Linked DNA regions of Mus musculus: region 1 is linked to region 2. The links are chromatin contacts, found by Hi-C or POLR2A ChIA-PET in ENCODE. All regions are on one chromosome and are shown on one strand. The core of a region is the stretch at or near the end of the contact, and the rest is flanking DNA. Distances in the headings are between cores, read along the strand shown. Region 1 holds the start of Tmem258 (transmembrane protein 258). Region 2 holds the start of Incenp (inner centromere protein).

Region 1 (6,979 bases), core at 3,645-6,144, 300 kb before region 2:
GCACTTATCCTCAGGATAGGGAAATAGCAGGGACGCCTTGTCCCCAAGACTTCTCCCCAACTTGGCTCCATTCCTGCATTCTGCCATAGGAATCACAACTTCCCACATCAGGCCATGCTTGCCTAAGACCTCGTTCTGTTCTCCCATAAGGCCGTCCTTCCCACAGTACCTTAAGATTGCCCAGCCTCCCTGCTCTAGTGGCTGGGGCTCCCTTACCAGAGGGGCAAGTCTGGCCCCTCAGTCCTTAACTGGAAAGTGACCCTCTTCTACCCCTGGAGTCCATCTGGACAGAGCCAGCCTGAGGCCCACGGGCAGCTGCCTGTTTGCATGCCTGGGAAGAGGTCCTCAGTGTGAGTTGGGGTCAAACTTGGGCTCCAAGCTGCTTGAGGGGGTCAACCTTGGACCAAAGTTGCCTTAAGCCCCAAGTATAAAAGAGCTTAGGGGAAGGTGTAAGGGCCACAGGCTGGAAGCTGACAGCCTAGCAGGCACTCCCTTCCTCTCTTCCTTCTGCTGTGTTCCTATAGCCACTGGGCTAATCTCCCCCTTGCTTTAGGCTGTATATAGCCCCCCCCAACCCCCCAGCACAGATCCCTGCCCATGCTGTTCCCCTTAGCAGCCTGCCTGTTCATAGAGCGTTTCCCCTCTTGCTAACTCCCCATTTTCTCCGTGAGCTCTGACTCCTATTTATCATATACTCACTCTGACTCTGAGGAAGGCAGAGAGGTGCCACTTGGCCTACTTGCTTCCTGTCCCCAAGACAGTCCTTTTCTTCTGAAGTAAATATACATATATAAATAAATGTATAAATACTGCTTTGTATCTGCACTTGCCTCTGACATCTTCTTGAGATTGTTCTGGGGGGAGCCATCTCAGAACAAGGTGACCTGGAATTCCTTGCCACCACACAAAAGGACTAGAGAGCTACTCCCTATCTTTACGCCTCTCATCCCTGGACTTGGGTTGACCACACACACATCCAAAAAACCTTCCCCATGCACCTGCCACTGCCCACCTAGAAAGAATCCATCTAAGGGAACAGGCTGGGCCTAGGGGACCATAGCCCAACAACGCAGAAGTAGGCATGGACCTTTCCTATCCACAGGTAAGCTAAACTAATGACAATATGACACTGCTATGTAGCCCTTGCCCCCACGGGGAGGACACAAAATTTCTATTATCAGGCACTGGTGAAAGGCAGCTAGAAAGTGGAAAAGGTAGGACTTCAACAGTCAAGGAAACCCCAGTTCCCTCCCCTAAGAATGGACATGAGGCAGGCCTGTCACACATCTGCCTTTATTGTAAACAGCAGGTGGGACACGTAGCAATGGTAAAAAATTAATTTACAAAAGCAGAGACTTGGTGAGCTGCCTGGTGGGTACCTGGAAGAGGAGAGCAGAATTAAGAATGAGTCCAGGGTCCTTTCACATTCCCTCCCTGTATCCCTAGGCCCCTTGAGCGAGGACTGTACGAGAGCCAACAGGAATGGCCACTGAGGATGGGTTACCAGGGCTGACTTCAGTGATCTGTTCTAAGTCCCAGTTCCTTTCCAAGTCATCTGTGTATGACTTCAAAGAATGCAGATATAAAACCATAGGTAGCCTTCACCCACATCCCCACCAAGTACACCCCAAAGCTTGAGTGAGCCCTTGAGTACACGGAGAACTCAGAATGGACACACCAGGTCACACTTGGCTCAAATCCCCATGAACCACAGTCTTGCTTGGAGAGAGAGGACCTGTTGATATGGCTCTACGAGGCTTTTTCAGACAATGTACCATCTTGTCACAGCTCTTACCCTTGGAGACTTATACGTAGATGCCAACCCAGAGCAGGAGGAAGAGGACTCCAAAGCCCATGAAGAGTGAGGCCACCAAGGAGATGAGGAGCTCTTTGTAAATATCGCGTGTGTACTTGGTAGAGGTGACCTCGTAACTAGGTAGGACTGCTAAGGAGAAGCAAAGATGGGCTACAGTGCAGGAGCTGTCTCTGACTACCTTTCATGGGGAAGAACAGGCTAAGGGATTCCTGGGAGGCTTGTCTAGCTTGATGCAGCCAGGCAGAGGGGACCAAGAAATGGCATGGACTCTGGTGCTCCACACCGTATCTCTGACATCCACGAGGAAAAGCAGCCCACAGTACTTAGGCCAATCGCCTCTAGCCTCTAGTCATGTATGGCTCCTAGTACAGCTGGGACATGAGCACTTCACCTTTCTGCCGGGTGGAGTTGTATATTCCTGTGATCCCAGCACTCTCCAGAGGCAGATGGACCCCATGAGTTTGACATCAGCCATGTCTGCACAGTGAGACCCTGTCTCAAAACAAGACCAAACCAAACCCCCAAATACCAATGAACCACCTATTGAACCTCAGTTTGAAAAGTAAACTGAGCAAATTTGAAGTTGGAAAAGAAGGCCATGGCTTGCCCTTGGGCAGCACCAGCCTCCTCCTAACTTACTTTGTCTCAATCCCACCTCAAAGGAAAAAAGTAGCAGTTTTCCAATGTGGTTTCTCTCTCGCTTCCATGGTCACTAATTCTGCCTCCTGGCTGCAAATAAAGGATACACGAAGAACCAGGCAGTGAAGAACATGCCGATGGCCAGAAGTACCACAGTCAGGTGAGGGAAGACAGCCGGGTTCACTGGGCTGGTGTACCTACTCATGGCTTCGAGCTCCTAAGGAAGAAAACAGGCCATCTCAGTTTCAATCTGGGGAGACCGTGGAGCAGATGTGTGCTGCTGGGCACTCCTTCAAGTGAGTCACTGTGGAAATTACAATCATTTTGGCTGCGTGTGTTAAATTGTATTACCTTTATTTACTCTGTGTATATGTGTGCGTTTAGGTACCAATGAGTGCATTTTGAGTGTAATTTGTCAGAGGACAAATTACAAGAATTGGTTTTCTCCTTCCACCATGTGGGTCCTGGGGACTGACCCCAAGTCACCAGGCTTGAAAGTAGGTGCATTGCATTTACCTGCCATTTTGCAGGTCACTCCTCATCTCCTTTCTTAGACGTTAGAGGACAACTTTCTGAGAGACGCCTTCTGCCATGCTTGAGGCAAGGTCTCTCTTGGGCTTTGGTCACTGTAACACGCATTCCAGGGTAAGCAGCCCTAAGGCTTCTGGACATTTCTCTTGTGTCCATTTTCCATCTTGCGGTGTGTGAGTTCTGGGGTTACCACATCTGGCTTTTGTTTGTTTGGTTTTGAGACGGGGTTTCTCTGGGTAGCTTTGACTGTCCTAGAACTCACTCTATAGACCAGGTTAGCCCCAAACTCACAGAGATCTGACGGCCTCTGCCTTCTGAATGCTGGGATTAAAGTCATGCACCACCATCGCCTGGCCACACCTGGATTTTAAAAAGTAATGTGGGTTCTAGGATCCAACTCAGGCTATCAGGCTTGCACACCAAACCCTTTGCCCATGAGCCATCTCCTAGCTCTACATCACATCTTAAAAGTAGGGACGTGGCAGGCTTTGTGGTAGAACATTTGCCTAGCATGCATGAAGTCTTAAGTGTGATCCCCAACACTGGGAAATAAAACAAACAACAATAACAACAAAGAATGGCAGCAGCCACTTTCAGTGAGATAAGAGCAGCTAAGAGTCAGAGGATAATGGCTCTTAGGGGTTTCTAGCTAATGATCACTATGTAAGTCATGGATCTGTCTGGGGGAAGACACCTAAAGAAAAACGCTTGCCCACAATTCCCACTGCTTTTGGATCTGTGTCCAGACTCTAAGCCGTTAATTTGTACAGGAAGCCGGAGCCTACACTAGTACAGACAGCTCAAATTCTAATGTAGGAGTACTGCTTTTCATTGCCTTAGGGGGGAGCCACGGGGATCTCCTGGCAGAAGACAATTGGGATAATTCTGGCCCTACTGAATCCTCAGTCTGAGTTAAGTAGTTATAACACTGTTTGTGTCACAGGGCTGATGCATGATTGGAGAAAGATGAATGTTGACACATCTAGTTTACTGCCCGGCACAGAGTAACTGCTCAATAGGTATTTGTTTCCTTCCTAAAGTTGCAGAGAAGACGATGAGATAATCCCTGTGAAAGGGCTATAAACGTAAAGTTCTGTACAAATGTTAACTTCCATTGTCACTTTCTTGCCAATGTTTCTAAAGTCCAGAACATAACAACTCCAGAGAAGTAGACTGAGCCCATTGTTCTAGGAGACACAGGAATTCAATTCAGTAAACAATTATGTCCCCCTTCCCCCCTAAAAGAGCCAAGGACAATCGCTGCCATTTATGGAACCTCCAAATGCAGGCCCAGTGTTGGGCAACAGGAATACAAAGACGAATAGACATCATCCCAGAACTAGATGCACGTCAGATGGTGGTCACTAGGAGGCGTGGCAGATTAAAAAAAAGAAGTCCAGGAAACGTGGCAAGAGGTGTGTACAGACTGAGAGCTCCCAGAAGACAAGACAAGTACCTATGAGAGTTACAAGTGTTTTACCAGGAAATGGTATTTATACAAGGGCCTTGCGGGATAAGTAAGATTTCAGCAAGGGAATCCTTCCAGATAGAGATAACTGATCATAAGAAAGAAAAATAAAAACGCGAAGGTTTTCAAAGTGCACCCTGTGACCTTCAGAATTATAGTCAACAACATCATAAGCACATTGTGATGGAAACCTCAGCCTGAGGAATACACGGTAAGGGGCTTGCTTTCCCGTCCCTAACTCAAACTAGAGTTTCAGCGGCGTCCCACCCACCGGGCACTCCATACTGAGGCCTCCGCGGAAGAACGCGGTGAGGACCGGGCACACAAGAGCCCTAGGTCCTGGCCACAGCACTGTCCGTTAACTCCCATCATCTCACCATTTTGCCCCGCACAGGATAAACCACCGATCCGCCACCGGAAGAACACGTCGGCAGGAGCAAGCGCACTGAGCAACAGGAAAAGGATGTGGTCCCTTGCGCGTGGCATTGTGGGACTTGTAGTCCCATGTTCTCAGGAGTAACGGGAACTAGGACTATGCGGACCTGCTGTGAGTAGCATGGAGTCGGACTGTGGGAAAGGGTGGTGTGAAGTTTAGGTTTTAATTCATTTTTTCCCCAGAAAGAACGCCCACTATGAAAGCTGCTATCGGACCTGGTGGGGCATACACTACATTTCCCAGGAGGCTGTTCGCGCCTGGCAGATCACGTGACGAGAGCGCGGGCTTTGGAAGGCGGCGAAGCTGGGAACGATACTGAAAGAACGGGCTCGGGACTGTCCAGAGAACGCTGTGGACTCCAAACCACTGCTAGCTGCTTAAGGCTCGTGCACTCGAGACGGGGTGAGGTCTCGCGGAAGCGTCTCTGAAAGCGGCAGAGCCGCGGGAACAGCACCGGGCAGCCCGGGCTTGGGCCATTCGCTCTGCTCCGAACATTCCTCTTCGCCGGTAGGAAGAAGGTAGTACCCTCCTTCCAGTGAGGACTCAGAGACCAGAGCGTGTTCATCCTAGGGCCCTTGTGAGGAGTATGGAGCGGGGAAGTTCTGTGCCTTTAATAAGGAAATGGGTTCATGTTCTGCTGACATCCAGAGACAGTGCTTTCTTGTATTTCTGACTGAGGCAGGTGTTGGAAAAGCCCCAAGGACATTTCTGGTGAAGGGAAGTCTGGAAGACTCCGTAGAACAGTGGGGCCCAGTTAATACGGTGATTAATCAGTAGGCCTCTGGGGAGTGGGGAGCAGGGGAACTAGGTGTGTTTTTATCCTGCCTGCAGCCATTTCATTTAAGGCTTTGCTATCTGGAAGGTCCTGTGGAGGCGGGACTGAGACTATCAGGACAGAACAGGTTTCCCTCTGTGTGACATGATGGGTGGTAATAGCCTGTATTCATTCTAGCAACGTAGTAAGTGAGGTGTGAACCATATGGTTGACTAGGGAACATGGCACGGCATCTGGTGATGTGTGTATTCCATCTGGGTTTTTGGTTGACCGGTTCTGCAAGGCAGAAATGGTTATTCATTCTTATTTAACAACTCAGAAGTGACTTGTGTTACACAATCTTGAAGATGTAGAGCACTTGCTAGCAGGAGTGAGGGCTCTAGCTCAGTCCCCATTGTTATACCCACACACAGAATACCAGATTCAAGGATGAGTTTTTTATTTGATTTCTGGTCTGAGGATTCAACATGGGACTCCATGCATGCTAGGCAAGCCACTGTACCAGGGAGAGCTACAGTCTTTAGCCTTAAGACTGAGTTTTTGCTGCTTGTATTCTTAGAGGAACCACAGTAATACGAACCAGGAAGAAGTAAGGAAGGAGGGCAGGAAGAAGACCAAAGAGAGAAGCAGGCCTCTTCACTAGGCTTCTGTGCTATACAAGTAACGTGTGCTGAGGTGTTTGTAGTCAGGAAGGAAGGGGACTATACAGGGCCACTTGGGCTTCAGAAAAGACACAGTGAAGTAAGACTGGGAACAAATTAGAACAATTGACAGGACTTTCTTTTTTTTTTTTTTTTTTTTTTTTTAAGATTTATTTATTTATTATATGTAAGTACATTGTAGCTGTCTTCAGACACTCCAGAAGAGGGAATCAGATCTCGTTACAGATGGTTGTGAGCCACCATGTGGTTGCTGGGATTTGAACTCTGGACCTTCGGAAGAGCAGTCGGGTGCTCTTACCCACTGAGCCATCTCACCAGCCCTTGACAGGACTTTCTTATGGTGTGGACACACTAACATTGGGCGAGCAAGATAACCTTAATAAATTGCATATTAGAAAATCCTTTTATTGTACATTTAACACATTAATATGACTTGACTGACACAATGCAGATATTTTTGTTTAAAATGGATTCTCTTTCCCAACTTAATTTTCTGTTTGTTTTTGAGACAGGGTCTCAACTATGTAACTCTGGCTGGCCTGGGACTTACTATGTAGACTAGGCTGGCCTGGAACTCAGAGATCCACTTGACTGTGCCTTCCAGGTGCTGGGATTAAAGGCATGCACCATCACTCACAACTAGGTTTTTTGC
Region 2 (6,707 bases), core at 1,405-3,904:
GAGAGGGTAGAGGGAGATACGGGAGGGGATATAGGGATATAGGGAGAGACAGCTAAAATTAAGGACCATTTGAGAAGTAGTATGGAAACCTTATACAGTAAAAACTTCCTAAAATACGTACATATATGGAGGCAATCTAAATGAAACTGTCAAATAGCGGGGAAGACAGAACCCTAACTGGCTATTTCTTGTCACCAAATGAAGCTTCCAGTACTGGAATTGGGTTACATCTAATTGGATTGTTGGTCAAAGGGACCTCAAAGGAATTCCTAGACAACTTGGGTCGTTGCCAAGACTACAGGTTGCTCTCCATTAACCAATGGCAAGGCCCCATTGCTGATAACACTTACAAGCCTCGTTGAACATGAAGAAGTTGAGCTGATGCCTAAATAGAGCCTTCACTAGTATATTCTAGCATCTTTGGTTCAGGAACGTACTTTGTATGCTACCAAAAGAAACATAAACACAAATCCAGCCATAAACTGATGGACCAGCCTGACTTCGTTTTAAGATTAGAAGCCACTTAACTGGTGTTGAATGCCTTTAATCCCAGCACTTGGGAGGCAAAGGCAGGTAGATCTCTGAGTTCAAGGCCAGCCTGGTCTACAGAGTAACTTCTAGGACAGCCAAGGATTCACAGAGAAACTGTGTCAGAGACTGCCCTCTCCTGCCCCCAAACTAAGTTCATTCCTGATTTCTGTAAAAATTGGGCTTGACTATGTCTTGACCCATTTTTTGGAATTTGACATATTCCACACCCTATATACCCTGACCTCCACTCCATGATAAGATCCTCTGAAAATCCCCCAACCCTTGAAACCTTCCTAGTCTTGCAGCTATATAAATCCCACCTTCTCTTGTATTTGATGCTGTTCTTTCAAACCCTACTTTAGGGAGACAGTCCTGTATGATAGAAAATAAAGCTTGCTTAATTCAATTACAGAATTTGGGTAATGGTCTTTACTCTCTTTTGGTGGTGTCTTAGTTAGGGTTTTATTGCTGTGAACAGACACCATGAGCAAGGCAAGTCTTATAAAAAGCAACATTTAATTGGGGCTGGCTTACAGGTTCAGTGGTTCAGTCCATTATCATCAAGGTGAGAGCACAGCAGCATCCAGGCAGGCATGGCACAGGCAGAGCTGAGCCTTCTATGTCTTCATCCAAAGGCTGCTAGTGGAAGATTGACTTCCAGGCACCAAGGGTGAGAGTGTTAAGTCCACACCCACAGTGACACACCTACTCCAACTAGGTCACACCTCCAAATGGCGCCACTCCCTAGACCAAGAATATACAAACCATTACAGGTGGGATCAACAAAACCCTACAATGGTGTCTGCCTGCAAGGTATGTTGGGGCAATAGTGGCACAAACCTGTGGCAGTAACCAACCAATATCTGATTTGACCTAAGGCCCACTCCACAAGATCGAATCCTGCTTGGGTGAACAACAATCTGAGACAAGATAGCTCAGGGACCTAGGGTTAAACTAAATACTACTGTTCTACTAAAGGAACATAGCAATAAAATGACTCCTAGTGATTGACATTCTGCTACACTCAGATCATTGCCTTGCTCAGCCATCATCAGAGAAGCTTCCTCCTGAAGCAGATAGGAACAAATACAGAGACTCACAGCCAGACAGAGTTTGCACAGCTCTGCATCAGGTTCTTGCATATATGTTATGGCTTCCAGTGCTTTTATGGAATTCCCGAGTGTTCGAACAAGTGGGTCTCTGGTCTTTGTGCCTTCTCTTGGGGCTTTTTTTCTTTGTTTCATCCAATTCAGATATGATAGGTTTTGTATTATCTTATGTTTTACATCTTAGTTTATTATTATCCCTTAGAAGTCTGTTTTGAAAGGGAGTGGATACAGATGGAAGGGGAGGTTAGAACTGGGAGGAGCAGAGGGAGGGGAACTGTATCAGGATATAGTATGTGAGTAAAGAAATCTATTTTCAATAAAAGGAAAAACAATTTAAAAATAAATAAAACCCCTCTGTTTAATCTGTCCAGGGACATTTGTAGTTTCGCCCACCTCTTGGCTACTGAGAATGATTCTATAAAGAAGGTGGAGGTGTTTTATTTTACAGGTGGTGGTGACACACCTTCAACTCAAGACTTTACCTTTATATGTGGCCAGAAAAATTCTCCGTTGTATGTGGCGTCCAATCTGGAGGGTACTTAGCAAACACTTCCGGGTGACAATCGGAGGTCTAAGGAAACATTCTGTAACTATATGCCTGACTGCTCTTGGAGGGAAGGCTCTGTGAGATTTGCAATGTGTTTCTTTTTACTACTGCAAAGTAGCAGAGCTGTCATTCCGAACGCAGAAGCATTCCGGACTTGAAACGAACCAAGCGGCTGGCTCGAAGATAAATAGGCATCCTCCCCAACCAAGCCTGCCTTCGCAGTGCACGCAGGGACTTGTAATTCGTCGCAACCACTTCCTCGCCGGGTAGATTGCCGCAGCTTCCGGAAGTTGGGGCGTGTTAAAAGCGTCAACGTTCTTCTCCCCGCCTCCTAGTCCCACAGATTGACAGCACTAACAGCCAGCAGATAAGCGGACTCGTGCGTCCTGTTACGTGATTGGTTTGGAGTTTTGTAACCGCCCAGACAAACTTAAGGGGAATTGGTTGAGCCACAATTTTGAAAATCGTAGATTCGCCCGCGCTCTTCGCCCGGTAGGTCCTCGCCTGCGGCGAGCTCGCGGTACTGGGAGTCCAGCCGGTCCGGCGTGGCGGGAAGCTTAATCTGCGGAAGCCGCGGACTGGAAAAGGAGTGGTCCGGGAAGACGCGGCGCCGCCGGGTGAGTGAGAACGGGCGTCGGGAGTCGCAGGGTCGCGGTGTTCGGCCACTGGTCCCGGCCTCTTCGCTTCCCAGGATGGGCCAGGGGAGTCACTTTCGCCTATGGGTTGCTTATGGGTGTGGGGATCACTTCCAATGGTTCTAGGCTTGGAGATGAACTTCGAGGCCCTGCACTTGAGTCCTGGGATCCGAGAATGGTCAGTCCTCTTCCCCGCACGCCGGGCCTAACACCTGTGCAGAGCCTGGGCTGCTCTGTAAACCCGGACTTGAGTCTTTTTATGGCAACGGCTGCTCAGCTTCGTCCCAGCTGAGCAGCATTTAAAAACTGACCCAGCTCCGGAGACCGCCCTGCTACTTATTTTGTCATCCCCGCAAGCGTAGGCTCTTGTCAGCGGCGCAGTTCCCTCCAGCTTCCTGCTGCCAAGCGTTGGGATTGTGTCATTCTGAGCTTGAAACTATTGTCCTGGAGGCCTGTGGCTAGTGGTTAAAAAACATTTTAAATCCAGGCTCCGCCCTCCGATTTTCTTGGTGACTTTGACCTAGATTTGTATGTGCATGGGTATCTTGGAGTATGTGGCAAAAAGGAATTGAGAGGTTTCTTGGCATGGAGTAGGACTCTTGAGTGGAAGAGCAGTTTTAGCGATCGATCTTCCTGCTTGGAGGGGTGTGTGTGGGGAGAAATGCTTAGTTCATTTCCTGCACCCCCAGAGGAGATGGCAATTGCTAATCTGCTGAATGGCACAGAAATAGTATTTGTGGAGAGGAAGTGACCTTCCTTCTCCCATGGTAGGGTTTGTTTATTTCGTGGACTGAAGGTGAAGTTACCCAGGAGTCTGATTCTTGTTACACCTCCTCCTTTCCTCAGAGTCACCTTTTCTAACTTTTCAGCGAGGGCTTGCTAGAAAGCACATTTCCCCATGGAAGAAGAAGTGTGGTATTGGACTTGGTGAAAGAAGCGCTCACTCCGATTGTAGCATGAGCAGACATTTTGTAAAATTTCCCATTTGTTACTTTCTTATAGCTCCTCTGCAAGTCTTTGGAGTCCTTGTGCAGTTTTCTCTTCTCTTTGCTGGCCTTGAACTGATGAGGCCTTGGACTTGGCTAGGGCTGTTTTCTGGTGCAGGGGGATAGGGAGACTCAGTGGAGAGGCCATGCTGATGAGTAGCTGGCTGCACAGTTAATGCTTTTTCCTAAAGGCTCAGTGCCCCTATCCATTCGGTTTTGCCCCAGTTAGTGCTGCCTTTGGCCGTTAGGTCAGGGTGTGTTTTGGCCTGTTCTAACATGTGCCTACTGAGTTGCTCACTGAGTGTCCCAGTGTGTGATGGTGAGACAACCTTTAGGATTAGTTGATGGATGAATGAATTCATTCCACAAGTGCCAGACTCTTTTGTTGCTGAGGAAGGCACAAGGCTTACCCTCAGAGAGCAGGTTAGTGGGTAGAGGCCAGCAGTAGGCAAACATAAACAATCACTCATTTGCTGTGCACATAGCTGGAATCTGTGTGTGAGATCTTGGCTTGGATTGGAGGTCTGATCCTCCTTAAGGAGCTGAAAGCTAAGTGAAGAAGCTGTACAAAACAGGAGACAGAGTTCCTAGAGGCCAGAACTTGTTTGAAGGGCAAAAGGGTAGTGTGCCTCATACATCAGGCTGAAGAACTTCAAGGAAGAACCTAGAGGCCACAGTATATGATGGCATTATGTTCCAAGAGGATCAGTAATATAGCCCTTTCTTCCCTGACCTTTTTCTGTAGCTGAGAGGCTGAAGTGTGTATGCATGCTTCTTGCTTTTGAAAGTGTAAGTCATGGTGGGAACTTCCTGTCCTTATATAAGGTGGGATCCGATATATTAGTGCTCATAGCTGCCACCCACTCTTGATCTTTCATGTGTTTACCACTTGGGGTACTGCTTATCGGGGGCCCTGATATGACAGTATCAGAATCCTCCCACTTAGTGTAGGACCTTTGTTAGGATTATATAGTCAGGTCGTACGGCAGATATCCAAGCTCCCAGCTTTTTAAGGCAGTGGGTAAACTGGCACTGCATTGTCTTTTGCCTGGTATTGACAGCCAGGTCTTCCTGAAAGCAGCACATTGCATGCGCACTCACTTCGCTCTCCCTCATCCATTCATAGGACATTTTGGCTTTAGGGAGGGTTTCAGAGGTCTCTTTGGAGAACATGGTTCTGGACCCCTCATTTCTTATGCATTCCTGTGGAATGTATAGCACATTTCCATCTACTGACTCCCCCCCCCCCGCCCCCAAATTAAAGACAGGGTCTCATGTAGTCTAGGTTGGCCTTAAACTTGCTATGTAGCTAGGCATAACCTTGAAATGATCCTCCTGAATTTCTCAAATGTTTGGGACCATAGAACGAACTATGCTCAGCTCTAGTGTCTATTTACTTGTTTACTTGTATAGTGTGTGTGTGTGTATATATATATATATATGAACATGTTGTGTGACAAAGCTTTACCTGGGGAGATGCAACACACACTCCGTTTACCCCTAGATAGGAACCCACAGTAGACCAAAGTATGGATACCCACCACCAAAGTCCAACTTTGTGAACCAGTGAAATGTTTTTTGTTACTTACAGTAGTATCAGTGAGGGGTTACAGGATGAAGGGCAAAGGTAGTATGCCCCACAAATCAGGCTGAAGAACGTCAGGGAAGACCCTAGAGGCTACGTGTATAAGGGCATTAAGTTTCAGGAGCAGAACTAACTTGTAGGAGCAGAACTGACTCAAAGACAGCTGCATCACTAAGGCCCACCCCAGCATTGGTAACAGCTCATAAAAACTGGGAAACTTGCAGCATAATGCACAGCCTGCAGCTAGCTTTAACAGGCTAGAGTGTCCTTTCTAAGTGACATTGACATAGTCAGTCTAAACCTCGTCCAAAAGCTTGGTTGGTTTCTGCTTCTTGCAGCTCAGCTTGTTTGAGAATCTTCTTTGCAACTGGGCTTGAGAGTCGTCTTTGCAGCTCAGCTCTGCTTGTCTGCGAGGGACTCTCAGTTTTTTTTTTTTTTTTTTTTTCCGCCCCACCCCGGACTCTCAGTTTTTATTTGCTGACTCTGGCTGGGAGGGGCCTAGTGAACTTCAGGGACTTCCTGAAGCTTTTTTGAGTTGTTGACTTTCCTGTTTAAGGAGCTTCCCTGTAGATGAAATGGTTCATTCTGGGAGGAAAGTGTTATACAAATGGGTAGTGTGGCATGGGTTGTGTAGAGGTCTGAGGACAACTTGAAGGAGTCATTTCTTCCCTACCATGTGGGTCTCAGATTGAACTCCGGTGATTAGGTGTGGTGGCAAGTGCCGTAAATCTGCTGAGTTGTCCTGCTCGTCATCCACTGTCATCTTAAAGAGGCAGTTGGACTTGGTGTCTTGATGACCTAGTGTCTGGGGTCAACACAGGATGGCTATGTCTTAGTTCCCATCTATGAGGAGTGGGAGGAGAGCCCACAAGAAGGTAAACGGGTCTGTACTTGGGTAAAGAGAGAGAGGATGACGGCATGGTGTTTCTCCTTGATTCAGGGAGGTAGTGCATGGTCATATGAAGTCCTTGAAAGAAGGTTTGTAAAGTTTATATCAGAATTGTTTAGGAAGGGTGGGCCTGTAAGGACAGTCATACTCTGTGTTTGTATTGGGTTGAGAGGGTGTCAAGAGATCGGGATTACTGTAACGTCATTTCTTTTTGTGAAGGTGAGACCATTGGGTTGGCGTTTGGAGCTGTACAAGTGGCTCTGTCCTAAGAGATGCATGGATTTAGGTACAGGGTATTCTGTGTGATTGTGGATCTGGCAGACTTTCCTTGGAGAAGGTCCTGGTTACCAGCCCTGAGTTCTTATGCTTTTTGTCTCTGCCTTCACCAGACAGTGCCACCATGGGGACCACAGCCCCAGGGCCTA

The links. A loop is a pair of places that touch in the nucleus more often than their neighbours do. ChIA-PET counts read pairs that join two places held with the same protein, here RNA polymerase II (POLR2A).
Region 1: a loop to region 2 is called in a map of v-Abl transformed pro-B cells, with 4 times the contacts of the local background. The contact joins the promoter of Tmem258 here to the promoter of Incenp in region 2. A Hi-C loop is called at or near these places in 2 of 37 maps with a recorded cell type or tissue (T-helper 17 cell and v-Abl transformed pro-B cells). POLR2A ChIA-PET finds 5 or more read pairs at or near these places in 1 of 5 experiments (embryonic stem cell).

The regions. Positions count from the first base shown.
Region 1 is chr19:10,202,117-10,209,095 of GRCm38, reverse strand. It overlaps Tmem258 (transmembrane protein 258), which reads right to left and starts at 4,894. Exons shown (of 4, transcript NM_026919.1): 1 at 4,832-4,894; 2 at 2,563-2,672; 3 at 1,796-1,932; 4 at 1,272-1,379. The coding sequence starts at 4,834. The coding sequence ends at 1,806. It overlaps Fen1 (flap structure specific endonuclease 1), which reads left to right and starts at 4,703. Exons shown (of 3, transcript NM_007999.6): 1 at 4,703-5,001; 2 at 5,077-5,408. Myrf (myelin regulatory factor) reads left to right here. Exons shown (of 26, transcript NM_001033481.1): 26 at 1-825.
Region 2 is chr19:9,895,436-9,902,142 of GRCm38, reverse strand. Incenp (inner centromere protein) reads left to right here and starts at 2,654. Exons shown (of 19, transcript NM_001369356.1): 1 at 2,654-2,804; 2 at 6,672-6,707. The coding sequence starts at 6,683. Gm50340 (predicted gene, 50340) reads right to left here and starts at 2,465. Exons shown (of 3, transcript NR_168101.1): 1 at 2,123-2,465; 2 at 1,066-1,275.